Regions from separate parts of the Mus musculus genome. Here all the other regions are linked to region 1. Evidence: chromatin loops called from intact Hi-C (ENCODE). Cell type or tissue: heart. All regions are shown on one strand. Region 1 has its middle 18 kb from the start of Gm41019. Region 2 overlaps Thbs4 (thrombospondin 4). Region 3 has its middle 14 kb from the start of Gm31977. Region 4 has its middle 15 kb from the start of Gm31630.

Evidence for each region. Hi-C counts contacts between places; a loop is a spot of excess contacts. Peaks named below come from ENCODE experiments on the same cell type or tissue, not always from the same donor. Only the 100,000 strongest peaks of a DNase experiment are listed, where the experiment ranks them.
Region 2: it touches region 1 in a loop (9-fold over the local background); 22 of 42 quality-filtered maps call a loop at or near these places.
Region 3: a loop joins it to region 1, with 3 times the contacts of the local background. A loop is called at or near these places in 11 of 42 quality-filtered maps.
Region 4: it touches region 1 in a loop (6-fold over the local background); 5 of 42 quality-filtered maps call a loop at or near these places.

Annotation. Positions count from the first base shown.
Region 1 is chr13:92,983,763-92,991,762 of GRCm38, reverse strand. No RefSeq gene overlaps it. Among named protein-coding and RNA genes, the nearest start is that of Gm41019, 18 kb to the left of the region's middle. In heart, a CTCF peak has its summit at 4,868 (motif pointing left); a DNase peak (open chromatin) is centred at 4,862; H3K4me3 peaks cover 481 bases; H3K27ac peaks cover 1,226 bases.
Region 2 is chr13:92,747,226-92,755,225 of GRCm38, reverse strand. Thbs4 (thrombospondin 4) reads left to right here. Exons shown (of 22, transcript NM_011582.3): 19 at 1-137; 20 at 786-958; 21 at 2,733-2,872; 22 at 3,414-3,640. The coding sequence ends at 3,475. Among named protein-coding and RNA genes, the nearest start is that of Thbs4, 44 kb to the left of the region's middle. In heart, CTCF peaks have their summits at 3,333 (motif pointing left) and 4,054 (motif pointing left); DNase peaks (open chromatin) are centred at 3,355 and 4,135; H3K27me3 peaks cover 646 bases.
Region 3 is chr13:93,608,490-93,616,489 of GRCm38, reverse strand. No RefSeq gene overlaps it. Among named protein-coding and RNA genes, the nearest start is that of Gm31977, 14 kb to the right of the region's middle. In heart, CTCF peaks have their summits at 1,429 (motif pointing right), 2,504 and 3,360 (motif pointing right); DNase peaks (open chromatin) are centred at 1,769 and 3,349.
Region 4 is chr13:92,863,555-92,871,554 of GRCm38, reverse strand. No RefSeq gene overlaps it. Among named protein-coding and RNA genes, the nearest start is that of Gm31630, 15 kb to the left of the region's middle. In heart, a CTCF peak has its summit at 4,672 (motif pointing left); no DNase peak of the experiment used is centred here; H3K27ac peaks cover 251 bases.

The DNA.
Region 1 (8,000 bases):
CGTACATACAGTATGTGTGTTACTCTAGTGTGGAACTCACCACAGATACCTGATACGCCAGTCTGGTGCTGAGGTGGTGGGGCAGCAAGAGGCTGAAGACAGGATCATCCTTTGGAAATGCTTGTCTCAAATGTCCCCTGAGGTAACACACCCAACCACAGCCCGTGCACACCCCTGTGGATGCCAATATACATCAAGTATACATCAAGTGTCTGCTGAGGAAGGAGAATATTGAGTTTGACTGGTGGCAGAATCTAGAAGGTTCTAGAAGTGCAATTCTAAAATGAAAACTACTTTTGGGGATACAGGGCAGGAGACCTGAGAACAGAGGAGGTCACATGGCCTGAGCTTACTTCGCAGCCCAGGGAAGGTCAGTCAGCAGTGTGGGGGACTATGGCACCACATGTCACCAATACTCCAAAACAAAACAAAAACCTGAAGTCCAGGGGAAAGATCTGTAATGGTGAGATCTGCTCTGGGAGGCCTGTCACTGAGGAGAAAATTCTTGTTTCCTGAAACAGTAGGTCCTGAGTAAACCTTCAGCGTTTCTTTGAAGTTCTGGAACGCTTGCTGCATCTGGACAAATGTCCTCCCAGACACTTAAGAACATTGACTTGGAAGCTTGTGTCTCCTCCCTTGGAGTCATGCCTTTTCTATTGCTAATGTATAAAAAGTTTCCAGTCTGCGTTTCCCCTGACACTCACAATTAATCACATTTGGGGGCAGGGAATGGGAGGTGGGGAGGGAGCTTGGAGCCTGACTGGCCCAAGCTGTTAAGTGAGAAGAGGCAGCCATATTGGTCAGGACAATTAGAGAGGAGGGTCAGGGCATGGGAGGCTTTGGCCGAGAGCGCTAGTGATTAGACTAAGATCCTTTGGATCCTTTGGACAAGTGAGTTAGTGTTGGCTGCACAGAGCCATTCAGACACTGAAAAATAAAAAAGATAGCTTTAATCAAGACTGAGCCTCATTTCTCCAGCCAGGCAGCTTTGTCAGTGCCTAAGAATGTCTGCTCTGCCCCCAGGGTCCAGCTTGCCTGGTGAGAATCGACCCTGCACCTGCGCTGGGCCGTGGAGTGCTCCACAGATCCAGGTCAGGGAGGACGATCTAGCTCATCATTGTCACTTCCCAAAGATTTCAGCTGTGAGGTTACTTTTATTTTGAGGTGCATGGCCAGAGCCTCGTGCATACTGGGCAAGTACCCTGCCACTGAACTGCCCCCTCCAGTCAGGACTATGACACCTTATTGACATGAGATACACTTCTCATCTGGATACTAGATACTCTCAAATTGCTGCCAAAAACGACATGGATAGTCCCAGGGTTGATCTGTAATTGGATCGACCATGACTTCCAAAACATTCTCCCGCTCCAGGGCCTCTCTGAGGGCTCCTGGTCCTCCAGTGTCGAGTGAAGTATGCTGGGTGTGGGCTGAGGTTGCCGAGGGTTGGCTATCCTGTGTGTTGTGTTCCTCAGAGACGAATGACTTGGACTGAGGTTTACTGTCAATTTTTTGATGGAAGCTCTAGGAACTTGAGGATCAATCAACAACATTAATTACTGCTGACTGGAGAAGCCAAGGAAGGCAAGCTGGATTTAGACCAAAGTGTCTCAGCTCAGATGGCAGCTTGCAATTGTATCACGTCAATGATTAGAACTATAAATGCGCAGGGCCTACACTGGCTATTTCTCCTTTAGCTACCCGGGCTGAAGCTTAGGTACTGACACTATTTCTCAGTTTCTCTGGGTATTAACATATGACCTTCCATCTGAAGCTTCCAGCTGAAAGGAAGATTATGTGTGGGCGTGTATCCCATCTCTTGTCTTCCTGTGAGCTCTCAGGACAGTGTTTCCTCCTAGGAATCTTTCCCTACAGTTTGACAGAGCACATGCACAGCAGGGTCAGAGAGATATTCAAATATGAGTGCTTGATACATCTTTCCCTCAGGCCTGCATCCTCTGGAGGAAGTGATGGATACTAAAAATATGTTGCAATGCAGAGGCCTTCTAAGAAAAGTCCTGGCCAGCTGGACCCATGATTACTCTTCTACTTGCTTAAAGCATGTCTAGACAGAAAAAACAAAACCTGTCCAGATACTGAAAGGCAGCTGTCTGATGGGGAATTTTGGTGGTGGTTTCTTTATTTTGATAGACCATCTAATGAAGACAGAAATGTTCTCTCTGGCAGGTCATTGTCCTCTGAGACTTGCTGGGGGAGGGCTCTCTTAGTTGCTAAGATTTTATATCTGCTTTTCTCTAGGGAGGGCAGACCATGGTACCATTTGTCTAAATAATTCTGGGAGCATCCTCTGCAGTTACCTCCTGATATGCTATTGCGGTCCAAGGACCTGTAATCCAAGCACTCTGTTTAAAATGTTTATTAGAGAAACTAATTAATAAAACACCCATCCCCCCCCCCAAACAGAGGAGTAAACAATTCAGGAGACCGAGAAGCTAGACTTTAGGGGAAGACTTCCTGTGTAAGCCTTGCTGCTAACAGCCCTAGGTTTCTTGTTTTCAATAGATCATTTGGATTTTAAAACTAGCACACAGAAAGATAAGTTATAATCCATAATTTGAGAGAGCTTTATCATCAAGTGCTCAGAACACTACGAAAACAGGGTGGTTTGTTTAATCTTCAATCCTGGGCATCAAACTCGGGGCCCTGTTTATACCAGGCCAGTGCCCACCTGTGAGCTATCTGTTTGGTCTGGAGCTCTCTGGACTGGGTCTCACCATTTAGCTAAGGCTGGCATTGGTATTGCAAAGTTGGCACAAACTCCAGATCCTCCTGCCTCAGCCTACTGAATGCTGGCATTGGCAGATGTGTGCCAGTGCACCCAGAGAAAAGCAGATTCCTAAAATAAAACCTGCACAGCAGACACAACTGAGAGTGGGCGCACTCTAATCAGGGTGGGGGGAAGGAGGCTCAGGAGCTCCGGGCCTCCTCTTAGGAGATGCACCAAACCAACAGAGGTGGGAAGGAGGTGGGTTGCTCCCGAGGAGAGAACTGCGGAAAGGACGTCCAGAACTGCTTGGTTTTGAGGCCTTTCATAACCGGCTGCCTTATGTTGCTGTAATTTCCAACACCACAGCAACAGCCTTCCGCTCCATTGGAGCTGGGCATTGCTGAGAACAGTAAGCTCGGCGGCTCAGAAGTGATCACTCTGATCCCTTACAGGAGACACCAAACTGACGATCAGGCGGAAACAACAGGATTACCAGCAGCTCCTACAGCCACACTGAACAGGAAGCAGTTCTAGGTGCAGGCAAAGCTGGATAAAGGAGCTCTAATTGGTTTTTAAAAGGGGGGCAGGGTGGGTAGAATATATAAATTCATGTCATTGAAAATCCCAAGGAGGCCCAGGCTTGCATTATTATTTTTACTCTCTTCCTATCATCCTTTTTTTAAATGACAATATGCCTCTGTTCTAGCTCCTCCAACAGAAGAATTTCTCTCCTAATTCCACCGACTCTGCAGTTGGCTGATGGTATAGCTGCTCTCACTGTCTACCTCTAAGCTGATCTCTATGGTCAACATGTCATTCTACTCTGATGTTGAGAACTGAGTCCACACTCATTTTGAGTCACAAGGAGAGAAAACAACACTTAAGCCCCCGGAGCTGAAAACAGGACAGGCTGGGCTGCCCACAGGATTGGGGACCACACAGTCTGCCCACAGGAGGACTGAGGCTGGGCTGCCCACAGGAGGAAGTGGGGCCGAAGCACAGGCAAGGTGAGGCCACTGGAGAGAGCAAGGCAGGCAGTTCAAGGAGAAATTAGATGTAGTCACCAGTGCACATGATCTGGAGAGGCTGGAGATGAAGTGAATGTCTGTGGACTCTAGACAGGGTGTCTGACTCATCTGTTCTCTGAAAGGTCAGAAATATGGGAGGGAGACAGATGGCTAGTGGATGCGAGGGTGAGTGGGAGTTTCAGAGACAGAGGCCAGGGGCTGTTGTCTATAGAAGTCTTTAGGGAAGGAAAGAACAACTTGCTGGGCCCAGATTCTGCCTGCTAGTTAACTGGATGAGGCGGCGTGCCCCACGCTGGGAGGACCGACATCAAGACTCTTCGCGTTTCTGTCCTCAAGGTCCCAAAAGAAGCTTGCAGCATAAATGCAAAGAGGGAAAGGGAAGAAAGAGTTCCTGACTCCCAGACTTTAGAGAGGGACAGGCAACGGTGAGGAGCTGACACTGTCATAAGCATCACGGAGGGGATGCCGGGAATGCCGGCGTCAGTCCAAGATCCAGAGAGGTTTTCCAGGGAAGGGGGTGCCGGAGTTCAGCTCTTTTAGGAAGCATTATGAAGAGATGAGGGGACAGGAAAGAGCCACACAGTTTCTTACTGGGCTCACCAGTGGGTCCCAGGGCCTCACACAGGAGCTTCTGAAAATGTTCACAGGCACCGCACAATTAGGCATCACTGGAGGTCACTGTAGCCCCAGGCTTGCTATGGTGTGGGAGAGAAATGGATGGAGTCAGCGGCAGAAACAAGGCAGGTGAAGAGAGACCCAAGAAAAGACAAAGAGAGTAGGTGGCTGCACAAGCAGATTCGAGGAAAAGGTGGGAGTTTGGGGACGCCCCCACTTTCCAGGGCACACCTATTGCAGAGCCCATTTCTACCCTTCCAGCCTAGAATGCCTCCCCACATCACCCGAGCCTGTTGCAGCCAGCAGAAACAGGCAAGGTAACAAAACGCAACACAAGCAGATAAGAACCTGGGGAAAAACAGTCACTTCTGAAATACCACAGCTTTTCTTTCAGAGACAGGCGATTAAAAATAAGGCGGAAAAGAATACCCCAAACCACGGACAGTGAGCGTCCAAAGTGGCAAAGTCTGTGTATAACACTGCCCTCTGCTGGCCATAGCTGGACCTGCAGCTGAATGGCAGAGGCACCTGGTGAATTGGGCTTTGAGTCACCTGTCCTGCTCTTAAGAAAGAACTGATTCCGCAGCTTTGGCTTGTAAAGTTTCTAGTTGACTGTTCTAATAAGGTTTCTAAAAACCTTAAGGGAATCGATGAGGGTTTGTTTGTTTTGCATTTTGATGTACGTGTAATGGTCACAGTCGCTTAGAGATGGGCTATAACCATAGAACAGTCTCCTAGAATTAACTAACTTTCAAATAATGTCTGATAATTCCATGAAGGTAACAGTAATGAACGACATGAATAGCATGTGTATTCATTGGCATCCTCTGTACATTACATTAAATTTTATATGTGTGTGCAGGTGACATATGAGGGGGGAAAGAGAGAGAGAGAGAGAGAGAGAGAGAGAGAGAGAGAGAGAGAGAGAGAGAGAATGAATATCATTCCACAGGCACAGTCCACCTTTCTACCTTTCTAATACTTTTTAAGACAGGTTCTCTTACTCACTGGCCTGGAGCTTGACAATTAAGCTTTGAGGACTGGCCAACCAGCCCCAGGGGCCCACTTGTTTTTATGTCCCCAGCTCTTAGATTATGGGTACCAAGTCCACCCTGTGGAGGGGAGAGCAGAGATTCCGATGGCCAGCTGCCCATCTCCACTATCTCTCCAGTATAAGATGGTTCACTGCTCTCTGGATCAGCTATCCCAAGGGCCTGTCAGCATTGAGTCCTCTGTGAGATTCTTTTGTTGCTGATGAAGAACTTCTGTTTCCTCCGTCTTATTTAAACCACAGGGTGATCAATGTCACGGGGCGCACAGAGCCCTGACCCGTGTCTCACGATGTGTTGACACATGAGAGTTTCTTTCACTCTATCTTGTAGTTGGTTGTGACAGGCTTGTCCTTCCAGAGGTTGCAGGAAGTCCTCTTTGCTTCCCCGTATTCTTTCATCCGGGTCTTTATTAATAAGGGGCTGTCATCACTAATATCACCAAATTTTCACTTTGGGTCAGCTTAAAATAGCTCAAGTTTTCTTTTTATTGTGAAATAGTCCTACAGAAAGGAAAGTGACACAGAGAGATAGACACAAGATTTAACATAGCAGCATTTTCAAAATGCCTTTACATTATGGATTTCCAAATGAACCCCACGATGTTTGGAGATTATGCCTTGGTTTGCTGAAAGGAACATTTCTATAATGAATTGAATTTTATGAAATTTCTTTGAACAAAGAAAACAAGAAGGATTTACAAATTAGGCAGCTCTTGGAAACAAAGAAGGTTTTTTGGTGTGTGTGTGTGGGTTTTAAATTTTTATTTTTAACCAATATATAAAAATACACTATAGGGTACCATGTGATATTTCCATATATGTATACATTGTATAATGTTTTATATTAAACATACCTGTCCTCAATTATCTCCTTTTCTAGCTTTTTTGAATACGAGTCCCTTGCTGTTCTCCTCGGTCACCACACTGCGACAGAGCAGCACAATGTCTTACTTCTAACTTGATGCCCCCACCCCACCCCACCCCCACCCCCACCCCTCCCCCACCTCCAGTGTGTTCTGAGAATTCCAGCCAGGTGCCATTTATAAGGAAAACAAAGGTGAAAAGTAGACAACAACTAATCAATTACAGTTCCATCAAGCAACCTGTCAATGGCCATAAGAGCTTCATTCATGGTCTCTTGTGTCCAGCCAAGGTTAAGTTTCTGCTTTTAGTCTGTATTGGTTTGATCTGTTGGCCCTAGGTCATCAAGTTGGACTTGTGTAAAGATTTTCTTTGAACAGCTTTCCAGTGACTTTGCCATTGCTGTGTTTTGGTGGGAGTATATCTAGATGTGGTCTATCTTTGAGAGTGTTTCCTGTGTGTTTGAGAAGAATGTTCATTGTGCTATGACTGTGGAAGTGTTCTAGATACACACTCAAGTCAAGGTGGCTGACAGAGTTCAGGTCTTCCACATCTTTGCTAATTTTCTGCCTGTTCTTCTTTTAAATTACTTGTTATCATTTATGTATGAGTATTTTGTCTTCATGTACGTGTGTGCCTGTTGCCAGCTGAGGCCGAAATGGGCATTAGATCCCTAGAACTGGAGTTGAGAGCCACCAGGTAGGTGCTGAGAATTGGACCTGTGAAGTGGAAATTTCTGGTTTCTTTGGAGAGTCAGATGTGTCATGAGATGTCTTTCTGGAAACTATCTTATGAGAGTTGTTTTTGCTGAAGCAGACCTGAGAGAGGATGTTTTGCTGAGAGCAGACATGTGGGTGTTTTTCTGGAAGCTCCCTGGGAAAAGGGGATGGGGTGTTTTGCTGGAGAGGACACTTGAGAGGACGTGTGATGTTTGGAAAGGATATAAATTTCATTTGGTGTCCTAATATTGGTTCACCTAGGCACTCTTTGATGGTCTTCATTGGGCTTTGCGGATGTTGGTCTTCGTTGACAATGCTGTGACTTCATAGAAGGAAACACACCAAAGAACTTCTTGTAATATTCCCTCGGCTTCTTGATGCTTCTGCAGGCTTGGGTTGATTGGCAGAGCCTCCTGGTTTCTTCTGGATGGAACAGCCGTTGCTGATTGGTGAATGGTGTTTGTGAGTGGATGGAGCTGCTGCTGGTTCATGTGAACTGATCTGCTTCTATCCTGACAACGCAGATTGAATTCACCCAAAGAACTATTTCCAAATAGGTCCACATCCCCCTTGCCCTACTAACCTTTCCTTTTCATTACCTCTGGTGGGTGGTAGGCTAGAAAGGAGGTTAAAGCATTTAATAACCCTTATCAAAATTGGTTTTGAAAAAATCAAAGCCTACAAACCTGGGTCCTGTAGACAGGGGCCTGGTGCTCTTCGCCACAGAGCTGTCTCCCCAGCCCTCTGCTCCTTTACCAAGCAAGGGAATTGCAGTCTGCACTATTGTAATAGATTTGTCTATTTCCTCTTTAGGTTCCTTCACTTCAAATTTCACACATTTTTTTTAATGAATCTTTTTATAATTTGCTGTGACTTCTTGTTGAATTGAACCCTATTATTATGTAGTGCCCTGGGTTGTCTCTGAAATATTCCTAGCTCTGAATCCCATTTTGATAACATGGCCATTTCAGCCCAGTGAATTTTCCCCATCCTTTGTC
Region 2 (8,000 bases), 240 kb after region 1:
ATGATGACTATGCTGGCTTTATTTTTGGTTACCAAGACAGCTCCAGCTTCTATGTAGTCATGTGGAAGCAAACGGAGCAGACATACTGGCAGGCTACACCGTTCCGTGCAGTAGCAGAACCTGGTATTCAGCTCAAGGTAATGGCAGTTTGAATCCCCATGCCTTCTTTTCTTCTAGACCCTTCACCTTCCTTTATGTTTAGAGTTCCCCTAAAAGTCACTAAGTTAATCTGAGAAACGAGTGCAGTCAAGGAGAAACTTGGCTGGGGAGCCTTGAGCGACAACCTTGCCTGCCTTCTGTTGAGCCTGCACCTTTCAACCTATGCGACTCATACTGCAAATGTCAGGCTGAGTGGGGTCAAAGAGGCGGAGAAGGTTTAAGGCATACCTGAGGCAGACCGTGTTAAAAGCTAGCTAGCCAATGTGTTCAATCAAAGGGATGGACTACACAGGAACAACGGGCTACTTCTTTCACTCCTGCTAGGGCAGGAAGCACACTTCCACAGCCAGACATCCGTTGGGATCCCTCAGTGGGCAAATAGGCAGAGCGACAGATTTGTATCAGGAAAAAGGTAGAGTGAGCAGCATAGTGCCATCCACTGCTAAATTCCCCGGGGCTGGGGCCAGCTCAGTAGAAATGACACTGAAGGTTTATGCTTGTGCCAGCATGAAACTACATACCCTTGCAATGAACATGAGTCCACCTCTATGTTTACCTCAGACACCTGAAGCAGAAAAGGATCTATGTATGTCCTGACCTAACATTTTGCCCATGTCTTTGTCCAGGCTGTGAAGTCTAAAACTGGCCCAGGGGAACATCTCCGAAACTCCCTGTGGCACACAGGGGACACCAGCGACCAGGTCAGGCTGCTGTGGAAGGACTCCAGGAATGTGGGCTGGAAGGACAAGGTCTCCTACCGCTGGTTCCTGCAGCATAGGCCCCAGGTGGGCTACATCAGGTAGGCTGAGGGCCCTTCTGCCGTGGGTGGGGAGGACCAAGCTGCAGAGCTAAGGTACTTCAGGGGGGGCCATGCTTTGGGTGTGCTCTTAGGGAAGTGTGAGGGAGGAGCTGATGAAGGGGACAGCAGAGACGAGATGCTGAGATGGTACCCAGACATTCCCGAGACTCCTCCAGGCCCCATGGAACCTAGTCCACACTGACCAAAGAGCCCCCTTGCAGTCTGTCCTCGCTACTGGGTCATGAGTCCCACAAGGGCAGCCTCTGTGGTTTGGGTCTCACTAGTGTTCATCACAATGCCTGGCACGGACTGTGCAAGAGAGAACTGTTCATCCCGGGACTGGTGTGATGGCCTCGGCTTCTTTATAGGACTGTTTTGTTTCTGTTGCTGCTGTTTTGTGTGTTCAACTGCTCTTGTTGAAATGCAGTCAGGGTTCACGCCCCAGACTTGCAGCACGTGTGTGGTGTGCTCCGGGGTATGTGGGTTGCAGCTTCCTAGCCAGGGTGGGAGGTACCAGGTAGACGGATGCATCTAGTGAAAATAAGGCAGTGAGAGCTGATTCATGCTCTGTTCTCTGTGCCCTTGTGTCACCTGCCTCTGTTCACCACACAGGGAGACCAGGTGTGGCCAGGCCCTTACCTGATGGAGCTCAATGTGCCTTTTCTGTTCCAAAAATGAAATCAGAGCTATAAAAATATGATCCTTCTAAGTATATAATTTTAGAAAAGTCCATCTGAACCCTAAAACTGCAGAGAAATAAGAATTGATTGCTATACAACCAAAGGAAATAGCTCCTTGGAACCATTCCTAGACTCACATGAAGGTGGCATTTAAACACAGAGTAGTGTGTCTGAGAATTAAGTATTACAGTGGTGTTGACAATACCCATACAGGAGCCAACTCTTAATTTTCGAACAGAACGGCATGCTCAGGCACTTCTTGGTTTACCCTGGGGAATTAATTGGGGAGTTTAACTTAAAATCAATGCAGAAGAAAATGATGCTCGGGCTGGAGAGATGGCTCAGTGGGTAAGAGCACTGACTGCTCTTCCAAAGGTCCCGAGTTCAAATCCCAGCAACCACATGGTGGCTCACAACCATCTGCAATGAGATCTGATGCCCTCTTCTGGTGTGTCTGAAGACAGCTACAGTGTACTCATATATAATAATAAATAAATCTTAAAAAAAAAAAAGAAAATGATGCTCAGGGTAAAACGCCATTGCCTCTCCGAGGCGAGGCGCAGCTCACCTTCCCCATGACACTCCACAAGGGTACAGAGCACAGGGCAAGCTTTGGCTAACTCACTCCGGGGTATTGAAGGCTGGCATCCAGGGGCTTCTGTCCCTCAGTGCTACTATGACAACTGAAATTGCCCCCACAACTGCCTAAAGCTACTGATCAAGGCTCTGAGAGTCCACCAGTGAAATCAGCTAGACCAAAGAAGAAAGCGCAGGGCTTCTAGGTACAGTATCCAGAGAAAATAACTCACAAGACAGTGAAGCCACAAAACCACTTGTCCGTGATGTCAAGCTATTTTGTTTTAATTCACCAGCAAGTACCGATCCAGGAACTATGCACCTGACACCATGCTGGGCCTGTTAAAAACCAAGTTAGGGAGCCGTGGACTCTTGGTTCCTGTCCTGGGGAACTTCTAACCTCACTGGGGAGGGACCAACTAGAGTTAGTGGAAAACAACATGTCTGAATAAAGAGGTAAGTACAAGAGTCGGAAGTGGCACCATGTTCCTCACCGTGGACACCTGTGCTCTCTGCAGGGTGCGCTTTTATGAAGGCTCGGAGTTGGTGGCTGACTCTGGGGTCACCATAGACACCACCATGCGTGGAGGCCGACTTGGTGTGTTCTGCTTCTCTCAAGAAAACATCATCTGGTCCAACCTCAAGTACCGCTGCAACGGTAACCTTCATGCTGAGTGCCCCTCAACAGCACAGGGGAGCAACCAAGAAATCTTATTTCTATAACATGCATCCTCCCACCCCGCCCCCCCCCCCCGCCCCAAAGCCTCACCACCACGTGCGTGATGGTGATGTACCCTGCATAACATAAGAGGAAGGCAGAGCCAGGCTTTCCTGCTTCCCAAATCTGAAAATTGAAACCCATAGAATTTAACTGCATGTTTTAGAGTTAGGGGTTCGGTGAGAAATTCCGTCAGTTTAATTTACAGGCAGCCTTTCTTTTTCATTAGACTCAAACATAATCACAGACTAAAAAGGCACTCTGCCTGCTAATTTTCCCTAGGCCTATGAATAAGCCCTGCTGGGCTTTAAGCCAAGGATTTGCAACAAAGCAACCTGAAGTAGAAAATGGCTGCGAGCCTGTGGGAGTCTCAGGCGAGCTGACAGCGCCCCCTACAGGAGGCCTGGGCGGCATGTGGTGGCCATGATTCCAGCCTGGAAGGATCCTCATTAACTAACTACCACCCCGATTCTTGTTGCAGACACCATACCAGAGGACTTCCAGGAGTTCCAGACCCAGAGTTTCGACCGCTTGGATAATTGAGCCAAGAAGCAATCCCACAACTGCCTTCTCAAACACCAAAAGCAACATCTTTTTTAAAACTTCCTATAATTCTCTTTATATTATCATGGCTTTTCTTTTACCAGCCCAAATACGTCAAAACTTTTTATATGAATGTGGAAATAAAGAAGAGACTATTTCTAATAACCATGGTGCTCAGTCGTTTCTAATGGAAGCTCAGGCTTTGGTGATGTGTGTTGTTTTCTGAGGAATCCTTGATAAACTTACCAGATTGGTTTTATTCCCCCACCCCCACCCCCTTGAGTATGTACTGTGTGCCACGGAGCACGGGTATGAACCGGACAGCCAAACCAAAGGTCATTTCTGGGGTGACCCTATTTAGTGCCATGCTAAAGCCTGCTTTCTGTTCACACAGACTCCTCATTCTTGGAATGTAGTCTCCAGGGAAGCCCCCCACCCCCACCCCAGGCTTCGGGAGGAGGTGACATCCTGAGAAACCTGAACTAAGCTTGCCTTGTTCTTCTGACACCCTTCCCTCAGCCTTTCTGTCACCTCCTTCCACAGACACTTACGGATTTGGCTCCCCCTAGCGTCCTGTGAGTCAAATGGAAGAAAACAGATCTTGTCATTCTATGTCTGTCACTGTATTCAGATCCCACAGTACCAGGCAGGAAGCAAACAGCCAGTAAGCATTCGCTGGGCAGTGAAGGGAGAGTGGCTGCCTTTGAGGTAACAAAAACAGTGGGATGTAGGGTCTGGTGACAATGACAGTAGAGCCAGTCACCATGTGTACAGGGCAGAAGCTTTCTGCAGCTGTGTACTAGCCGATACTTTCCAGTAGTCAATCAAGATACCCAGAAATTTTATAAATCCCCTTGAGATTTAATTCTAAAGAAGTTTGGCAATTTATTTTATTATTATTTTATGGTTTTAGATGGGTTCTCATATAAACCAGACTGGTCCCAAACTCTCTGTGTGACCAAAGATCACCGTGAGCTTCTGGTCCTCCTGCCCCGACTTCTTCATACTAGGTTTAAAGGTATGCATCATACCTGGTTTCGTGTCCTGCTAGGTATTGAATTCTAGGCATACTAAACCAGCTGAGCCTCAACCACAGCTCAGCAATGTATTTTTCATTCCCATAATTCCCTAGAGTATCATAAATTATAAACATTCCTCCCACTTTTACCATGGCTATAGTATTCAGAGTTCACATGGCTGCCAATGACTCTTCTCAATCTCTGGGTGAAACACATCTACAGCCCTTCCTAAATTCCGAAATCCCTGGGCAGGGAGGGGGACTCAATGACAGGAAATGGTTACCTTTCAAGCACCCCTCTTTTACAGCTAACACCAAGGTAGCTTCTGAGCTCTACCACTCTCATTCTTCACTCTATAGTACAGGTACCTGTAGAGCTATTCGGATGCTCTCGCTCTGGGCCTCTCGGTGTTTTACCAGGCACTGTGAGGAAGGTTCCAGATCTTCTTCTGGAGAAATACTTCTTATCACTGAAGCCTATCAAAGCATGTACACAAAATACTGTCATCCACTAGGCAGGCGTGTTGTCTGATCAGATCTAGGGAGTCTAGGTTTAATCTTTGCAGCATCCTTCAGATCTCACCTTCTTCCTGTCCCCTCTTGTGTGATGTTCCCTCTGCCTTGGTGGGATTGATATAGGTGTCTCACTGAGAGCTGAACACTCGGACAGTCAATCTCGGGGCTTTGAAGGGTTGAGGCTCCTCTGCTTCCACTTCAGCTGGAGCATCCCTGGTCAGGGTTGACAACAGTGCCAGTCTATAAATGCTTAGAAGGCAGATTGTCAACATGTCAACGTATTGAAACAACAATAGGTTTCCTCTAGATCCTGTCATCTCCCAAGCTCTTGACCAGGTTTACAATACCGGACGTGAATTCCCTCCTGTGCGGCGGGCCTCCCATCATCCAATTAGAAAGCAGATCTTTGCCCCCCATAACCTTCATATCCTGTTGCACCAGTACAAACATTTTGCATGTTGGGGCCACTACTAGGGAAGACCATGGACATCTTTTCTCTCTTGAGAAGCCTGCATAACACTGTGAAGGCTAACAGACAGGGAGGAGGTTTTCCGGTCAGTTCTAGCTCTTTCTCTAAGAGATCCTGTAAATCCAACTTGATATGAATGGTCCCGGAGTTGAAGCAGACACAATCACTCACTATGTGAAGTCATTCCAATGTTTGTCCTGTCCTGATTGCTTCCAATGCTTAGGGTGGAGGAGACATCGCTGTGAGGAAAGCCCATGCCTGGGTGAAATCACAGAGGATATAGGGGAGAGTATCACCCAGGGTACAGGAGGAGGCAAAGAAAAGGAGTCATAGGCATTCTGCCCCTGCCTGATCAGGATAGGAGACCCTTCCTTCCCCACCCAGGGCACCAGCCTGTGTTTCACAAACAGAAGTGAGTGTCTGTTTCTTCACTATTCAGGTGGGCTCCAGAGTTAAGGATGATGTCAGAGGCACAGGAGGTAGTCACTATTATTTAAATTCCATCGAGCATCATTTTATGGTCCAGATTAGAAAGCTAACAGGGAAGGAAGCAGCTAATTAGTGTAAATAAGTAAACAAGTAAACAGAGTTTAAAATACCTGACCCTGAAGTAAGGCATCTTGGGAGCCAAGTGGCTGGTACCATGAACTGAGAGGAGGAGAGGTTCCGTTTGGAGCCACATGTGGGGTCCTAGCAACACTGGCTTTTTCTAGAATAGATTTCATTCTTTTTACCTTCCCTTATGTGTGTCATCCAATGCATGGTGGACAGACAATCCTGTCAGGTTAATGTCACGGAGATGTCATTGTCGTGAAGCAAAGGTCAATTAGTGGTCACCTTAGTCACCTGATGCCCCACGTAGCACAGCCCACAGTTGCATCAGCCTCTAGCCATTGGTTGCCCCATCTCCTCTGCCTGTCTGTCCTACTCTCATAATGATGAACACCTCATGTATAGACTAATGCTTTTCTCTTGAGCCTAAGTTCTTTTTCAGGTGGCAGTAGAATGCTTATCCTAAGGTCATTTGAAACTACAACCAAAATAACCCTTTCCTCTTTGCAAACAGATCCTCATAAATGCCATAACAATAAAGGAATGTTGGTTAACACAGGAGCAGGCAGGGATAGGGGGACCATAGGGGATATAGACCCACAGATCCCTCCTGAAGTGACCATGGCCACACCTAGCCCCATACTTTGAATGGAATAGACCACCTAGGGCCTTGAGTCTGTTTGAACCCGAATAATCTTGCATTTATTTCCCCAAATCCTAAACTTCCCCCATGGGCCTATTTTGGGTGTATGATCCCCCATGGGCCTATTTTGGGGTGTATGAAAGTCAGTTGTTCTAGGTCGCTGACACATCCACCACCACCTCTATGGAATTCGTCTACTCCCCACCCAAATGGAATGGTTGGACTCAGGGAAACATGAGAAGGAAGTGGGGTTAACTGTCTCCACATCTGAACCACCTCAGAGGTCAATTGCCTTACTGATGCTTTTCTGTTGCTGTGACAACACATCATGACCAGAGTAACTTATAAAGGAAAACATTTAATTTGAGGACTCATAGTTCCATAAGATTAGTCTGTGACCATTACAGTAGGGAGCATGGCATCAGGCAGACAGGCATGGCACTGCAGCAGTAACTGAGAGAGTTTACATCCTGAACCACAAACATAAGGCAGAGAGGACTGACCATTAATGCCATGTGCTTTTGAAACCTAAAAGCTGACACTGCTGCCCCTCCCAATCCTTCCCAAACATTTCCACAAAATGAGGATCAAGCATTCAAATATATGCACTTACGGGGGCCATCCTCATTCAAACCACCACATTAATGATCTAAAGAATAAGCTTATCTTTGACCATCTTGGGCCTCCTGAAAAAAAATAATAAAATAGCTATCTCAGAGATACGGTTTGAAAAACTCAGGCTCAACATTCACGTGGAAACGGAACAACACTCTTCTCAATGATACCTTGGTCAGGAAGGGATAAAGAAAGAAATTAAAGACTTTTTAGAGTTTAATGAAAATGAAGCCACAACATACCCAAACGTATGGGACACAATGAAAGCATTTCTAAGAGGAAATTCATAGTTCTGAGTGCCTCCAAAAAGAAACTGGAGAGAGCACACACTAGCAGCTTGACAACACATCTAAAAGCTCTAGAAAAAAAGGAAGCAAATTCACCCAAGAGGAGTAGACAGCAGGAAATAATCAAACTCAGGGGTGAAATCAACCAAGAGGAAACAAGAAGAACTATTCAAAGAATTAACCAAATGAGGAGTTGGTTCTTTAAGAAAATCAACAAGATAGATAAACCCTTAGCTAGACTCACTAGAGGGCACAGGGACAACATCCTAATTAACAAAATAAGAAATAAAAAGGGAGACATAACAACAGATCCTGAAGAAATCCAAAACACCATCAGATCCTTCTACAAAAGGCTATACTCAACAAAACTGGAAAACCTGGACGAAATGGACAAATTTCTAGACAGATACCAGGTACCAAAGTTA
Region 3 (8,000 bases), 620 kb before region 1:
TCATATGGGACTAGTTGTTAAACATCTAGACCACAGAGTGTCCTGTTGTAAGAATCCCAGTGTTCTCTCCATTCCCATAAACACTCTGACTCAACCCATATATATATATATATATATATATATATATGTATATATATATATATATATATATATACACACACACACATATATACACACACACATATACACACACACACTTATACAGGAATGTACCATCGTATTTAGGGTAGGCCTTCCATCTTCAAGTGATCCAGATTTAAGATCACTTTAGGTTTTCCCACTTCAAATAATTCGATCAAGAGAAGTCCTTCACAGTTGCGCCCATAGTGGCTTGTGCATTTATTCACAGCACTCAAGGTGCTGAGATTGTGAGTTCAAGACCAGCCTGGTCCCCTTATCAAGTTCCAAGCCAGCTGGAGCGACATAGTGAGACCCTGTCTCAAAAAAATAAGTAAATAAAAAAAATTTTTTTTTAATTAAAAGACATGGCTGGAGAGATGGCTCAGTGGTTAAGAGAATGTATTTCTCTTTCAGAGGGCCAGACTTTATATGTGGGCACATGTAAGGCCATCTACCGGAGCAGGAGTAGCTTTATTGGGGCCAAATCCCTAAAGAAAACTGATTCTCCCACAGAAGGCATCCATTGCCAATACCGCTTCAGCTAGGGGTGGGACTTCATGAGTCCCTCCCACGTTCATGCTGGGAGTTTCGACTGGATTGATCTTATGTAGGTCTTTCACACGTGATCACAACTATTGTAAAGGAATATGTGCCATTGCCTGTTGCATCCAGAAACCACTGCTGTTCTAACTAGTTTTATGTGAACACAATACAAGCTAGTCATTTGGGAAGAGGGAGCCTGGACTGAGAGGGTGCCCCCATCAGAATGGCCTGTGGGCAAGCCCAAGGGGCATTTTCTTTACTGATTATTGATGTGGGAAAGCCTAGCCCACTGTATGTGGTGCCAATCCTGGAAAGGTGGTCCTGGGATGTGTAAGAAAGAAAACTGAGTAAGCCAGTCTTCTTGCCTGGCTTCTGCATCAGTTCCTGCCTCTAGCTTCCTGCTTTGAGTTCCTGTCTAGACTTCCCTAGATGAAGGACTATGAGCTGAAGGATGACATAATCCCTTTCCTTTCCAGATTGCTTCTGAGCGTGGCCTTTTATCACAGCAGTAGAAATCCTAACTAAGGGCTGGAGAGATGGCTCAGTGGTTAAGAGCACTGACTACTCTTCAAGAGGTCCTGAGTTCAATTCCCAGCAACCACATGGTGGCTCACAATCATCTGTAATGGGATCTGATGCCCTCTTCTGATGTGTCGGAAGACAGCTACAGTGTAAACTAAAAAAATTTTTTTTTTTTAAAGATTTATTTATTTATTATATGTACACTGTAGCTGTCTTCAGATGCACCAGAAGAGGGCAGTAGATCTCATTACGGGTGGTTGTGAGCCACCATGTGGTTGCTGGGATTTGAACTTCAGACCTTCGGAAGAGCAGTCGGTGCTCTTACCCACTGAGCCATCTCACCAGCCCTAAAAATTTTTTTTAAAAAAGGAAAACAGATCTGAAAAGCAAAAGGAATCCTAGCTAAGTCATACTCTTTCCTGGTACTACCTCTAGTTGCTTCACTCTTTCCACACCCTGTTTCCTGATGATACCTAAGCCTTAGGGAGACGGGAGTGAGATAAATTACTCTGGGACTGAATACTCCACAGTCCAATGAGGAAGTGACTGGCTACTTTCCCAGCATTCATGCCACCTTTGCTCCAGTGGAGTGGGGGAGGGGGGCTGACCTTGCCAGGCCAGTCATTTGTATGCTCCTGCCTTTGCCCCCCCCCCCCCCCCCCCCCCGCTCCATACCCAACAACGTCCTGGCAGCACTTACTGCACTCAGTGGATGTTAAAAAGACGGCATGAAGTTGAGAGACGGGGATATGGGAGGAGCTGGGAGGGAGTGGACTGTGCATACAATTTTCAAACAATAAAAAAGACAAATGAGACATGAGGCTGTTTTGATTCCACTTGACTCGTTGTGGCTCTGTAATTCTAGTCCTGTACAAAATATCTACACCTCAATTTCTCCAGCTATAAAAAATAGCAGCACTGTTTACTTCATTGGAATGCTAGAATATTAAAACAGATAATGTGTTTGAAGTTGGAAAAAAAAAAAAACAAACTTGTAGAATTTTTTAGCAGTTAATTCCCTGCTCCCAGAATACAGAGCTAATGCATTTAGAGCCCAACCTGGTTTTCTTTGCCAACTGCTATCTTCTATCTCTCTTACATTCTCAAAGCAAGCTCAGTATTTTTCCATCTTAGATGATAGAAAGGCTACTGGACTTCCAGATGTCTTACTCTGAAAAATGTATTTCCCTTTAATATCCTTTCCAGAACTTTATTACAGCACAGAATATCATAGCCTTTCATCATTTTTCTATCCTTTGATTTAAAAAATGTCATCAGAAGGAACGACGATGGTTAAGCTATTCTTGAACTGTATATCAACACTGGCTCCTAGTGGTGGGCTTCTCCATCTGACTTTAAAAAATATATACTCAGTCTCTCCTCCAAGCGCATATTGCTCCCAGAACTCATTAAAAGAGAAGGCTCATTTAAGGCCTAAGAGTTTATTTGAGTTAAGTATAAAGATTTTTTTTTTTTTCGAGATAGGGTTTCTCTGTATAGCCCTGGCTGTCCTGGAACTCACTCTGTAGACCAGGCTGGCCTCGAACTCAGAAATCTGCCTGCCTCTTCCTCCCAAGTGCTGGGATTAAAGGTGTGTGCCACCACCACCCGGCTAAAGATTTTTTTTTTAATTAGGAATTTTCTTCATTTACATTTCCAATGCTATCCCAAAAGTCCCCCATACCTTCCCCCCCCACACACACTTCCCTACCCACCCACTCCCACTTCTTGGACTTGGCGTTCCCCTGTACTGAGGCACATAAAGTTTGCAAGACCAAGGGGCCTCTCTTTCCAATGTGGAATCAGAGCCCAAGTCCTGACCATCAAAGTCCAAACGCTACCTTTTAAGGGCAGATACTTTTAGGCAAGATGCCAAGTCAGGAAGCGCTCCTTGCTAGTTCAGGGCTGCCAAGGAGGATGCGGTGGTTAACTTAGCCTCTTAGGAGAGTGGAGCCAGAACAGATGGTTCCCGAAGCTAAGGAGACATCTTCGACCCGGGGAAATAAAAATCCTTGGAGTTATTCGGATTCGACAGAAACTGAATAAACTTATCAGATTATGGCACTTCTTCAAACTTCAGCAAAAACACATTTGCACAGGACAAAGGCAGCCCCTAGAGAATGAGACCTGGCCTGGAACAAATAAAAAACTTCAGTTCCCAACGTTTCCAGATGGGGGCAGCAGCTCACCAGCAGGGAAGACCTGAAAAGCCCTGGCTTTGCTTTCAAGAGCTATTTCATGGGCATAGATTCATGTTACTTGGCAGAAATGTCTGTATCCCTTTTTGTTTTGGGCAGTTTTTTTCCCCCTAGTCCTAAGACATGTGAATCTTTGGATAACATCCAGGACAGCTAACCCAGCAAGAAAAGCCTTATATGTCTCCAACCAGATTCCCTAGAATTCTCCCCCGCTGTGAGCACACTCACGTGCTTATCAACTTTTCAGATTGTTTTCCCAAATAGCCACCGTTACTGAACAGCATGCCCTCATCCACTCTGGACTTCCCACAAGCTGCCTACCAAAGCAATAAAAAAGGAAAATAGAAGCACCCATGAGCTGCTTCAGGGGTAGGCACGCGCGATCTTGTGTTAAAGAGCTACCGGAGCCGGGCATGGTGGTGCACGCCTTTAATCCCATCACTCAGGAGGCAAAGGCAGGCGGATCTCTGAGTTCGAGGTCAGACTGGTCTACAAAGTGAGTTCCAGGACAGCCAGGGCTACACAGAGAAACCCTGTCTCGAAAAACAAAAAAACAAAACAAAAAGCTACCGGATGAAGAGTCTCAAGTTTCTCAACATCTTCCTAACGAATGTTCAGCCTCTTAAAAACAGCAAAACATCGATGACTTTCAAATGCAAGGATTTGTCACAAAGGCAGTAGGTAGGGCAGGACACCCGCGACACAGGAGAGAAGTAACAGCCACAAATGTTTCTGGTTTCTAAGCACCTGGAGGCACTCTGTTGGCCTTGGAGACTGAAAAAAAGGGAGTAAAAAATGAAGGAGACAGATGTCATCATTGTACTGCTGTGAGCTACAGAAATAGTGCTGACCCAGTGGAACACAACTAAACTGGAGAGAGAGAGAGAGAGAGAGAGAGAGAGAGAAAGAGAGAGGAAAACTAGCCAAACTGTATTTTACTGATAATTATCCTTTTATGATAAGTCAAGGCTGCTTAGGATGATCATGCAAGATTCTTGGGACGAAAGTGGCTATCCTTAATGTGTAGTAAAGAATTTGTGCTGCTTTCAAAAAAAAAAAAAAAAAAACCTAATTGGGCCATTCTGGGTTACTCTTGTTGGTGGTTGTTTGTTTTCTCAGTGATGAAAATTGAACACACTGAGTGTACTGATGTATCCCTAGAATTCCAATCCTGAGGGAGGCTGAGGCTGATAGGCTACATAGGAAGACCTTGTCTCAAAACAACAAAGAAAGAAAATGGAGGAGAAAGGGGGAAGGGAAGGAGGGGTAGAAGGGAGGGGGAGGAGGGGAAGGAGGAAGAGGGGAAGAGGGAAGGAGGAGGGGGAAAGAGGAGGAGGAAGAGGAGGAAGAAGAGGAGGAGGAGGGATAATGAATGGGAGTCTCTCAGTTCTATTTGATTCTTAGTTTAGCTTTATAGTTTGTCATTAAATTTGATTAATCTATATACCATTAAAGTCATGATAGCTTTAATGAGTTATTTGACCTCTGTTTACTTTTAAATGTGTGAGTTTCCTATGTACATTTTTACATAAAAATAAGCTTTACTTTCTTGTTTGTTTGTTTGTTTGTTTGCTTGCTTTGAGGCAGGGTTTCCTTAGCTGTCCTTGAACTCACTTTGTAGACCAGGCTATCCTTGAACTCACCTGCCTCAGCCTGCCTCCCAAGCGCTGGGCTTAAAGGTGTGCACCACCAACTCTGCAAAAATAAGCTTTCAAAGGAAAGAGTTAGCTTATTTTTAACAACAACAACAACAACAACAAACCTCCCCAAATCCGTAAAATATCTTTAGCAATCACCAGTTACACGAAACTATTAATGTGCTGTTTATAGAGTGCATAAATATTGTTTTCTGAGCCAATTTGGTTAGACCTCCTCGGCCTCATTCTGTACTTATTTGTTTTAATTTACTACACGGCCTTGAGAGGAAGACGCTGGGAATCTTTTTTAAAAATAGCTCAAACCTTTCTCCAGCTCAGCCTAGATGTTGTTCTTCCAATTATTTGGACTTAATGAGATTTTACTGTTCTTTGGAGTAGTTGACATCACAAACTTCTGAACCGGCTTGTGTGGGTCTCGGCCATTTCTCAAAAACACCAGGGCAACAAAGTAGAAAAAAAAAAAAAAAAAAAAAAGGAGCCTTGAGAGCCAGGACTTCTCCTGTCTTGTGAGAGGTCCAATAGGTCACCCTCCCCTCTGGCTCTCTGAATGTCACTTCCTTCTCTGTGAGGTTACAGAGCCTCAGACACCTGACTGTGGGATGTCACCACTTTCTTACCAATTTGATGATACCAGTAAAGAGCAGCCTCAGTCATTGTCAGTATTTACGGAGTGCTGTTGGCAGTGTGTTTCCAGCAGATTTAATTGTTAATTAATTATTCCCCTGGCTAAACAGACATCAGACTAAAATAATGATATTGGGGGTGGGGGTGGGGGGCAGGGACACCATAAGAGCATAGTGTTGCCTGGTACAGAACCCTGAAACCATTACACGTACAAACCAAGTACTGTTTCTTAAGGGGGTTGGGTCTGTGGCTTTTCACAGCATAGCTGTCTGTCTCCAGGACTGGGAGGTTTTTGTAAGTTTACATAAGCAATAGTAGTTCTAGAAACCGTTATGAGGATAATCCCTGCTCTAGAGTTCTGTGTCCTCCTAGGAAGAGACAGAGCTGGCTTCTCACATTTTAGGAAGAAGAGGAAAGTTTGGGAATGAGAAATCTCAGAATTATTCCATCTCATGGAGCTATTTTCAGCAGTGTGATGATTCCCAGAGTCTCCAGGCTGGACTGATCCCAAGAACATAGGCACAGATCAGTACAGCCTGGTGGCCCACACCAGCATGGCTGCCTGGGCCCCATGTCCCTTCTCAGGGTTACTCAGACAGTGGTTCCAACCTGGACCAGTTCCTACATGGCTTCTGGTGGCCTGTGGTACCTTCGTCAAAACTCTCTCCTCCTCTAGGCTAGGAATGGCCACTGCCAACTGTGCCCCCTGGGAGAGGCATCCGGACCCTGAATCCGATGACACAGGACCAGTCCTGGTTTCTCCCCTTCTGCATTTGATTTTCTTATCCTTCACCTGCATCCTACCCTGAGAAGCCCTGGGTGCCAGGAGGGGAAGGACCTCAGGGACTAGATGATTGCCATTAGCCAGCAGGTGTTCCTGTCACCAGGTCCAGTGAGAATGGGTTACCTAGTGTGGGACTCTAGCTTGGAACGTTTTCATGTCAGACACAGGACAAGGTCAAGGTTCCGGGCCACAGAAGTTCCTCTGCTGGCCCTGGCCTTGAATGGCATTATGGAGACTGCATCGCTGCTCCAGCGTACAGTGCTGCTCACAGTGGTTCAATCACCCCTCACAGGGTCCATTGCCCTGTCAGGCCTTCTCCTCTGAGCCTACAGGGTCAACAGGCTACTACAGTCAGTGTCCCTGGCCTCATGGAGGCCATGCCATTGTGCTCTCTAGGCTGGCCTGAAGTCATATGAGATGACAAAGAGACATCCCTCGTGTGTGTGAGACCTCTCCTCTAGTCTCATGCAGCTAAGAGTGCAGCCAAAAAATCCAAGGAGGTCACATTTTCCTGCCAATACCTAAAGAATTAAAGACAAGTTTTTAAAATGTGTTCTTCCACACTTAGACTATAAAATTCCAAATGATAGGGGCTGGAGAGGTGGCTCAGTGGTTAAGAGAACTTGTTGTTCGTCCAGAGGATCAGGGTTCCTTTTCCAGCACCCACGTGAAGCAGTTCACAATTGTCTGTAACTCCTGCTCCTGGGGATCCAACACCATCCTCTGGCTTCTGCAGACACCCCGCACACATGTAGCATACATGTATGTGTAAGCAAACACACATGAAAACACACATGTGCACACACATAAATAATTTTAAAAAGAAATTCCAAGTGATAAACCTGACAGAACTTTCCTGTGTAAATGAATTACTGACAGGTTCCAGGGTTCTTGGTAAGATCTGCCCTTGTCCCATCAATGGTTCACCAATGATGATATCACGCGAGAGTCATAACACGACCAACATTAAGCAGACGGTTTTGGAGTGCTACAAAAGCAAGATCAAAGTGTTCCCAAAGGCCCTTGGCATTGTGGGTAATATTAGTGGTGCTACCTTTTCTTGCCGTGGGAGATGCAAATGTAAAATATTTGCCAACAAAGACAAAGAGGCCTCTCTACTCTTCTTCCTCATTAGGAGCAGGTAGGCCTGCCGTGATGGACTTCCATGAACACTGCTGGCAGAAAGCCAATAATAAAGACCCATTCTAGACTATTCTCAATTCTCAACTATTCTAAACCTTCTCAGCCACATCATCAGACCCCACAGGGCAGTGCTCTTTATTCACTAAAGCTCTCTGAGCTGTTTTGCTCCTCAGGCAGGCATGTGATGCTCTGCAGATTTCAATAAGGTGCTGGCTTCCTGCCATTCCTGCCAGATGAAACTCTTTCTAGAAGTCCCTTTTCAGTGCTCAAAGTGATCCACCCACTTCAGTGCCCACCTTCACGTCACTTGGCCAAACAGCCTTGCTCTCATCCTGGAGAGTGTTCACAAGGCCTGCTTCTTTCCTGCAGTATCTCCTGGGGCCTATGCCTTAAGCCCTGTGAGGACAA
Region 4 (8,000 bases), 120 kb after region 1:
CAGGTGCTGGCAAGGATGTGGAGAAAGAGGAACACTCCTCCATTGCTGGTGGAATTGCAAGCTAGTATAACCACTCTAAAAATCAGTCTGATGGTGCCTGAGAAAATTGGATTACAGGAAGATCCAGCAATACCTCTCCTGGGCATATACCCAGAAGATGTTCCAACTTGTAATAAGGACACATGCTCCACTATGTTCATAGCAACCTAATTTATTATAGCCAGAAGCTGGAAAGAACCCAGATGCCCCTCAACAGAGGAATGGATACAGAAAATGTGGTACATTTTCACAATGGAGTACTACTCAGCTATTAAAACAGTGAATTTATAAAATTCTTAGGCAAATGGATGGATGTAGCTCATTTTTGAGTTTCAACTATATTCTGGACACTTTTTATCCAATTCTTTGGTAGGCTCCACCTCCTCACCCAGATACTTGGATGCTAGAGTTAAGCAGGGTTTCATCTGTGCACCAATATTTTTCTTACTGGGTACTGTGTACCCCAATGGCTTAAGTTACTCTTCCTCAGACACTGCTCACATTCACAGTTCCCACCCAGCCTCTTCCATGAGTTCCCTTGTGTGTATACTGCTTCATGGGACCCTTGTCTCCAGTGCTAGTCTAGGCCATAAGTCTCAGCATCATCCCCAATGCCTCTTCCTTCCTCATCACTGTCCTCTAATCAGTTTCTACCGTCTCTCATCTCTCCCCCTGCCACCAACCTACTCCTGTCCTCCTCTCTTATCTAGACTTCTACAACCATCTCTTCACTGATACGTCTTTCCCTAGCAAGACCAGGAGGATCTTTCTAGACCCAGTAGGATTATATCACTCTTCAGCTAAAATCTTTGTCAAGAGCCCTCACAGCCTTTAGAAGAAATTTTAAACTTGGGTCAGGCTGACAAAGCCTTCGTGATGGGGAACTCTCCTTCCAGAACCTTCTCTTCACCTTTAGGACCCAGACTGGATATCCCTGCTTGCATTTTGTATTACTGCACACAGACTGCTCCCTCTGGATCTATGGAGCCTTCTCCCCTCTGTGAGGTCACCCTTCCCGCACAGCCTTCCCCGCCTTCCCTCTCTGCATTAGAGGCCCTTGTGGTACTTTGTTCTTCCCCGGTGCAGCACTTCACGTGCTGAACTGCAGTAGCAGCTTCACCCACAGGCATGCTCCAGAGAACATGAAACGCCTCGTCTGTCGTGATGTCTACAGCGAGTACTTCATCATGGATGCTCAAAAATATTTGATGAGTGGATGACGGAGGATGCCTTATAGACCTGTTTTTGTTTGCTTGTTTCCTGATTCTAAATTCTGAACAGGGAGAGATCAATTTGCCTGGCTGGAGTCAGTCCCATCCTTGGTCTGACATGCTGAGCAGAGTGTGAAAGTCTGGATGGAGTTTTTTAGAAGATGGGGGTATGCTCACTAGAATTCCATGAGGTCCTTCTCTAAAATGAATTTGAGAATTCTCTAAATTTTGAAAGCATGAATTATGTAACACTCACTACTTGTTACAAGTCCATTTAGCTCATCCTAAAGAGATGAAACTTCGCTCAATACTCATTTCTTACACACTCATTTCTTACATATCACTTGCTGACCCATCAGCCCACCCCGCTGTGTAATGAAGTTACTGCTGTGTGCCCAATGCCAGGTAGATGCCGGGAGGATGTGATGAAGACCTCTGCTTTTATGACGCTTACTTTAAAAGATATACAAATTGAAATTTTTGTTGTGAAGACTAAACAAATTACTATCTCGGGAACATTTTGACCATTGCACATATATAGGTTTTGTTTTTAATTGCTGGGGTACAGAGTGTTTGAGGTGGAGTTGTTTGTTTTTGTTGTTGTTTTTGTTTTGTAGCCAATGCTGGCCTCTGTCTTACTGTGTGGCTGAGGATGACCGTGGGCTCCTGGTCTTCCTGCCTCTATACCACAACAGCCTGCTCTGAAAGTAGATTTTCTTACCCACTGAAATGAAGAAGTGACTTTCCAGATCTTTGGGGAGAGCAATGCAGCATGAGGAACTGGGTTTGGATTCCCAGAACCTACATAAAACCCTAGCTGCAGCAGCCTGCACCAATATCCCCAGCCCTAGGAGGACAGAGACAGGGGGACCCCTGAAGCTTGTGAGTCTAGTCAGCTCTGGAAAAACTACACTAGCTGAGAGCTCGCCATCTACTGAGAGAAGAAAGAGAAATATCTGGGTGGTGAAGATCAGTCAGCTTAGAGACCACTCTGGGGTTGCTATGGACTCTGGAGCATCTATCTTTGACTATGATTCAGATCTCAAAAGAGATACTTGAGCTAGAAATGTCAGTCTTCAGAGTCTCACCACACAGTTAGTCTGCAAAGCTGAGGGGAAGTGTACAAAGAAGTAAAGTATGATTGGCTACAAGGAGTCTCAAAGCCAGGCAGACAGGCTGGCCACAGAACTCTGTGCAGAGTTGTTATGTACACGTCTTAGAAAAGAGGAGATAAAAAATATCTGGTATTCCATAAACAATACTGGAACCAAGAGAAGGACCTTTTGTTTCTGGTTTAATGGAGCTTAAAATCAATGGTCTGCTTTGCCTTCTTAAGCTGATATAGTGGCTTCTCCTATCAATCACTATGGCTTCCTTATCCAAAGAGTTCAAAGAAAGCCTGGAGTGATTGGAGATCAAGGTGGCTTTGTGGCTGGTCAAGCCAGAAGGTGAGGGAATCATTAGGCTAGACTAAGAGAATCAAGTGTCTCTAGGGGGTGATGAGCAGCCATTAAGGGCACCAAGCAAGGATGCAGGATGAGCACTCTGTATTTTGGAAATATGAGCAGTGTGGAGAGTGGTTTGGGAAGGTAGAGTCTCATGCAGAAACTGGGAGACTGATGGCATTTCTGCTTCAGGGATCTGGAGCAACAAATCCAGGGCCATGCAAAAGGTGTGCTATTTCTATGCAAGCAAAGACCATGGTGAGGAACCAAAGAGCCTAGGTGACTTACTGGCTAGAAACAGTAAGAGAGAGGATGATACCAAGACCCTGGTTTGCATTTTCCCTAATACATCCTCACTCTTCACAGAATTCCCTCAACATTTTCTGCAGCCATGACTCTAACTTTCTAATGTGACCACTGCGCCTCCTGAAGAGAACATACAGATTCCTCTAAAGATCACTGCAGCCCTGCTTCAGTGCTCAAGTTCCTTCTCCATTCCCCTCCTCCTGGTTTTTCTTAAACCAGCTCCCATTAGCCTTGTGCTCTGACATCAAAACTGATCATGGAGGTCACCGATGACCTCCATTTTGCCAAGCTGCATAGCCAAGCCTCAGGGGGCCTCTTCTGAGCCTCCAGTGTGGCTGGTCACTCTCTGTCCTATCTCAGTCTTCAATGGCACCAGGCCTCAGCTGTTTCTCCATGATCGCTGAGTGACTGGAACACTTCAGGGCTCACTACTTAAGCTTCTTTTCTCTGTAATTCAAATCCTTGAAAATCTCCTCCAGCCTCGTGATTTTGGATGATATCTTTGAATGCACTTGTGGCTCTTTAGTTTGTCCCTCCTGGACTCCAGGCTTACCTAGACATTGTGCTCACTGAACTTCTGTTCTTGGGTGTTGCATAGACACCGACTCAAACACACGTCAGAAAGATTCCCAGTCTCTCTTCCTCAGCTGTTATACACATGCTCCCCATTCCCCACCTTCCCTCCCACTTCTATCTCAGTTAATAAGCAACTTGATCCATCTAGTGTTCATGCCAAAAAATCTTGAAATCATCTCTCTTCTCTTTCTCTTACAATGCACATCTAAATCTCCATAGTGCTGGCAAAATATACTCACCATGCAATCTCCACTTGCTCCTGCCTTGGTTTTACAGTACTGGAATATACTCAGCATCTATGCCTACATATCCTCTTGTCTATCCTCAGTACCACAGCTTAAATAAACCTTTAAAAAAGCAATTAGATGATGTGTGTGTATGTGGGGGTGACTCAGTCAGAAAGTGCATACCTCAAAAGCATGAGGACTTGATACAGACACCAGCACCAACCAAAAAGTTGGGCACAGTAGCATAACTCTGTAATCACAGTATTAGAGTGGCAGAGACAAGATGAATCCTGTGGCCAGACAGTCTAGCTGCATTGGTAACCTCTAGGTTCACCAATCATCTAGAGCTGATGTTGACCTTCACAGAAATGTGCACACATGTGGTAGCATATGTTACCCTTCACAGGTGCCTACGCACACAGACACATGCTTACACATGCATATGGGGTGCAGGAAGCCAACGCTACATAAAGGCTTTCACGTGCTCTCCTGCCTAGTCTGCTCTCCCTCCTTGGCTCAGTGACCTTAAATCCTTTCTTTGCTTGCTCACTCTGTTCCAAAGAGCCTAGACTCTAGACTCCTCACTGTTTCTCAAATATGCCCAAGAAACTCTACTGTTCGCCCCGCCCGCTATCAAGAAGACCAAGCCCACACTTTAATCTCAATTCTGTACAAATGCCTTCTTCAGAAAACAATGACTATCTGCCATGTTTACTATCATAACTCACCCCATCTCAGCCTCCCCAGGTCTTTATTTCGACATCTTTCCCCTAGCACTGATCATTTGTATTATCCTATGCTCCTATGCAACATGCTTGGTTATTGTGTCCATTATTAATTGTCTCCCCCTGCTGGAATGTCAGTCCCACAAGGCCAGAGAGACTAGCTGTGTTCACAGTAGGATCCTGTGTAGCAAGATCCCTAGAGGCACTCAGGAAACATGTGTTAGATGAATGAATGAGTTCTTTAAGTTTTTAAGAACAATAAGCTTCTTTATATGCAAAAGCTGACTCAATATCTCCACTGGGGTGTGAAATGAACAAATACAGAGAGGTTAAAAGGCAAATATTACCAGGAACAAATGATATACTGAGCCTCAGACTTGTGATGTGATCCATGGATGTATCTCCCAAGGGTTTGCTTTCCAACTTGCTCCTTCCATGTCTCCTTCATTTTCAGCTCTGCTCTCCCCAGGATGAGGAATGGATAGAGCAATAGTGTCTGCTGAAGGTACATCCTTGCTCAAAATCCATCTTTTTCCTTCTCATCCCCACACAGTCCTCACTATGACACAATATTAGAAAAACCGGATCCTAATGTATAAAGTCCCCATAACAGAAAAAAAAATGAGAAGTATAAAAAGAGAAAGCCAGAGATTCATAAATTAGCCACCATCACCAGTGATTTTTATTTGATTCATTGGAATGTAGAGGGAGCACAGACACTCACTATACCTTTATAGTAAGAGGGAGGAGACTAGGTGAGCCAAGCCAAGCAGAAGGCTGGGATGGGAGCTATTCCTTGGGGTTAACATGAGGGCACTTGAAGATGGGAAGAGGGTCGCCACCAGGAAAAAAAAAAAAAAACAGATCACCTGTGTACAGCCATCATGAGAATGCATCTTATTTTCATTTAAGGCAGATTCCCAGGCCAGGATGCTGCCGGGAATAGCTAGGAAGTTGTTCCATCAACCCTGGAAAGAGTCCAGTAAGTGTGTGGTAAGTGACCTCTCCTACTAACCCTTTTTAAAGATCCCCGTTACTTCCAAATGACTCTCTCCCTATACTGCTAATCTTCTGCAGCATCAGGAACAGCTAGAGTGAGGCCAGCCTTTTATTTCATGAAGGAAGGAGCTCCCGTGAACAATCAGTCCTCAAGAGAAACACTATGACTTGTTCTCCATACATAGAGTGGGTTAACTGTGGTCAAGGAGTACTCAGCGAGCAAAGCACTGGACAGACATGGGAATTTAACAGCATCTAGTTCCCTCTTCCCGGCCTGTGCTCTCCTCTTGCCAATGCCCCTCCAGTAGTCTTGAGGTGACTATTTTATTTTCCACATTCGTCTCTTCTGCAGTGTATCTGTATTTCTTCTTGTTTGGCGCCAGATGTCAGATTGGCTTGCGTTATTCCAGGATGAATCATTTGGTTTCCTGTCCATGTTCCTAACCTTTCCAGCGCCTCTTGTATCATGTCTCAGTCATCCCTGCTGTTTACAATGCCTCTCAACTTAAAGCCATCTGCAAATCTCATTAGCGACATGCTGACTCCTTCTCCCCAAGATACAGGGCGTGCTGAATACAAGGCCTGACACCAATTCTCTCTTCCTCATTTGAGGAAATACTTTTTCAGACTGTTCTCAGTTATTACCTTTTTAAAATATGATAATAGTCTCATTGCACATATATTCTTATGCTCCCAGTTTGGCCAAATCTAGACATGTGATGTCCAGATTAATAAGGTTTTTTTAAAGTGAGGTAGAAGGGCTGGAGACATCCTAGGATGTACAAGGCCTGGGTTTGAACCCTAATGCTGCCAAAGGGAAGAAACTGAGTTAGTATCCACTTTAGAGAATAGTTAATTATTAATACCTTTAATAAGTCATGTTTCCTTGCATACTTAAAATATTTAGCTTGCAAAAATTAAAAAAAAATGTACTACCCCACTTCTTAAAGTTAGATTCAGCCTTGAACACAGTTGCTTTACATTGATTAGCCAGGCAGTAAGAAACCACGCCTTGATAAACTTCAAAAATATGATTCAAATATTTCATGTTAGCAGCAAGACTCTGAGGAAGCCACTGGGCCCGTTGTGATTCACTGGCTCTTGGCTTCAACTTTCCCTACTCTTTTCTGATATTATTCAACATGTTTTCAAATCTTATTCTTCTCTCAAAAACCTCAGAGCCTGATGCAATGGCGGATTCCTGTCATTCAGTGTGGAGGAAAATAAGACAGGCAGATGGTGAGTTTAAAGCCAGCCTGGGCTTCAGAGTGAGCCCTTGTCTCAGAATAAACAAAAGATCCAAAACTCCTTGAGTACCTTCTGTTCTGAGCTCCAGATGTTGGACTATAACAAAGAGCTGTCTTGATGCTCCAAGTGCTTCTCTATTCAGCAAAGACTGTGAAGAGAAAAACCACGGTGGGGCTGGAAAGATGTGCAACTAAGGGAGCCAGTCGGGAGCAAGAGTGAGATGCATATACATTCAGACCCTGATGATCTTGCCCTGAGACTGGCAGGAGTATGACTTCCCTCCTTGGTCTGGGTCTGCATGCTTGGGCCATGTAGCCTGTGTAAACCCCACCTCTGCCACCCTTGAGGAAGTCACATAGCCTGGTGGCCAGATTACAGGTTTAACTTCCTCTCTCCCTATAAGGACATGCCCAGCAAGCACCTGGAATTCCTCTTCATGCAAAAAAAAAAAAAAAGTTCCCAGAACTTCGGCATCAGGTAATAATGTACACCCAGCCCCAAGACCTCTAGCCGCTCACTCCCCAAGGTTTATATAGCCCTTGTTGTCCCCAATAAAGGTGAGCGGTTTCACTGAAAACTATCTCGGAGAAGGCCATGTCTGTCCACATTCACACAGACCGAGATTCTGTGGCACCCACACACCCAGATAAGCTTCTTTCCTTCCAAACACCCCTGAGTACTTGCCACATCTGGATCTGTAATATGCATTAGCCCATTAGTTCCTCACCGAAACCCCACTCTACAGCTGGCAGAGCAGGATTCAGAGGGTAAGTGATTGCCTCTGATGCAGACAGTGGATGGATAGACACTCAAGCTGCAGACACTGGAGATGATCAATTGCTAGAGACTATGCTTTTGTTTTGGCTGCTGATTTCAGAGGTTTCTATCCATGAAGCCTTGTTGCTTTCTGCAACAAGGCAATGTCACACAGACACATCATACTGAGAACACATACTACAGGAAGCAGAAGGGAGCAAGGAGCTGGAGTCCCACATCCCCTTTAACGGTGTGTGCCTCCCAGTGGGCAGCACCCCTTAAAAGTTTCTACTGTTTCCCAACAAAATCAACTCCAAGACAAGCCTTGAATGTATTCTCTACACAGTAACTTGCAACTGAAATTCAAAGAACAGAAACATGGAAAAAATATTCTATCTTGTTAGTTACTGAGACTATATATTAAATAATTAAAATGCTACTTTGTACCAAATTAGTAAAAAAGAAAAA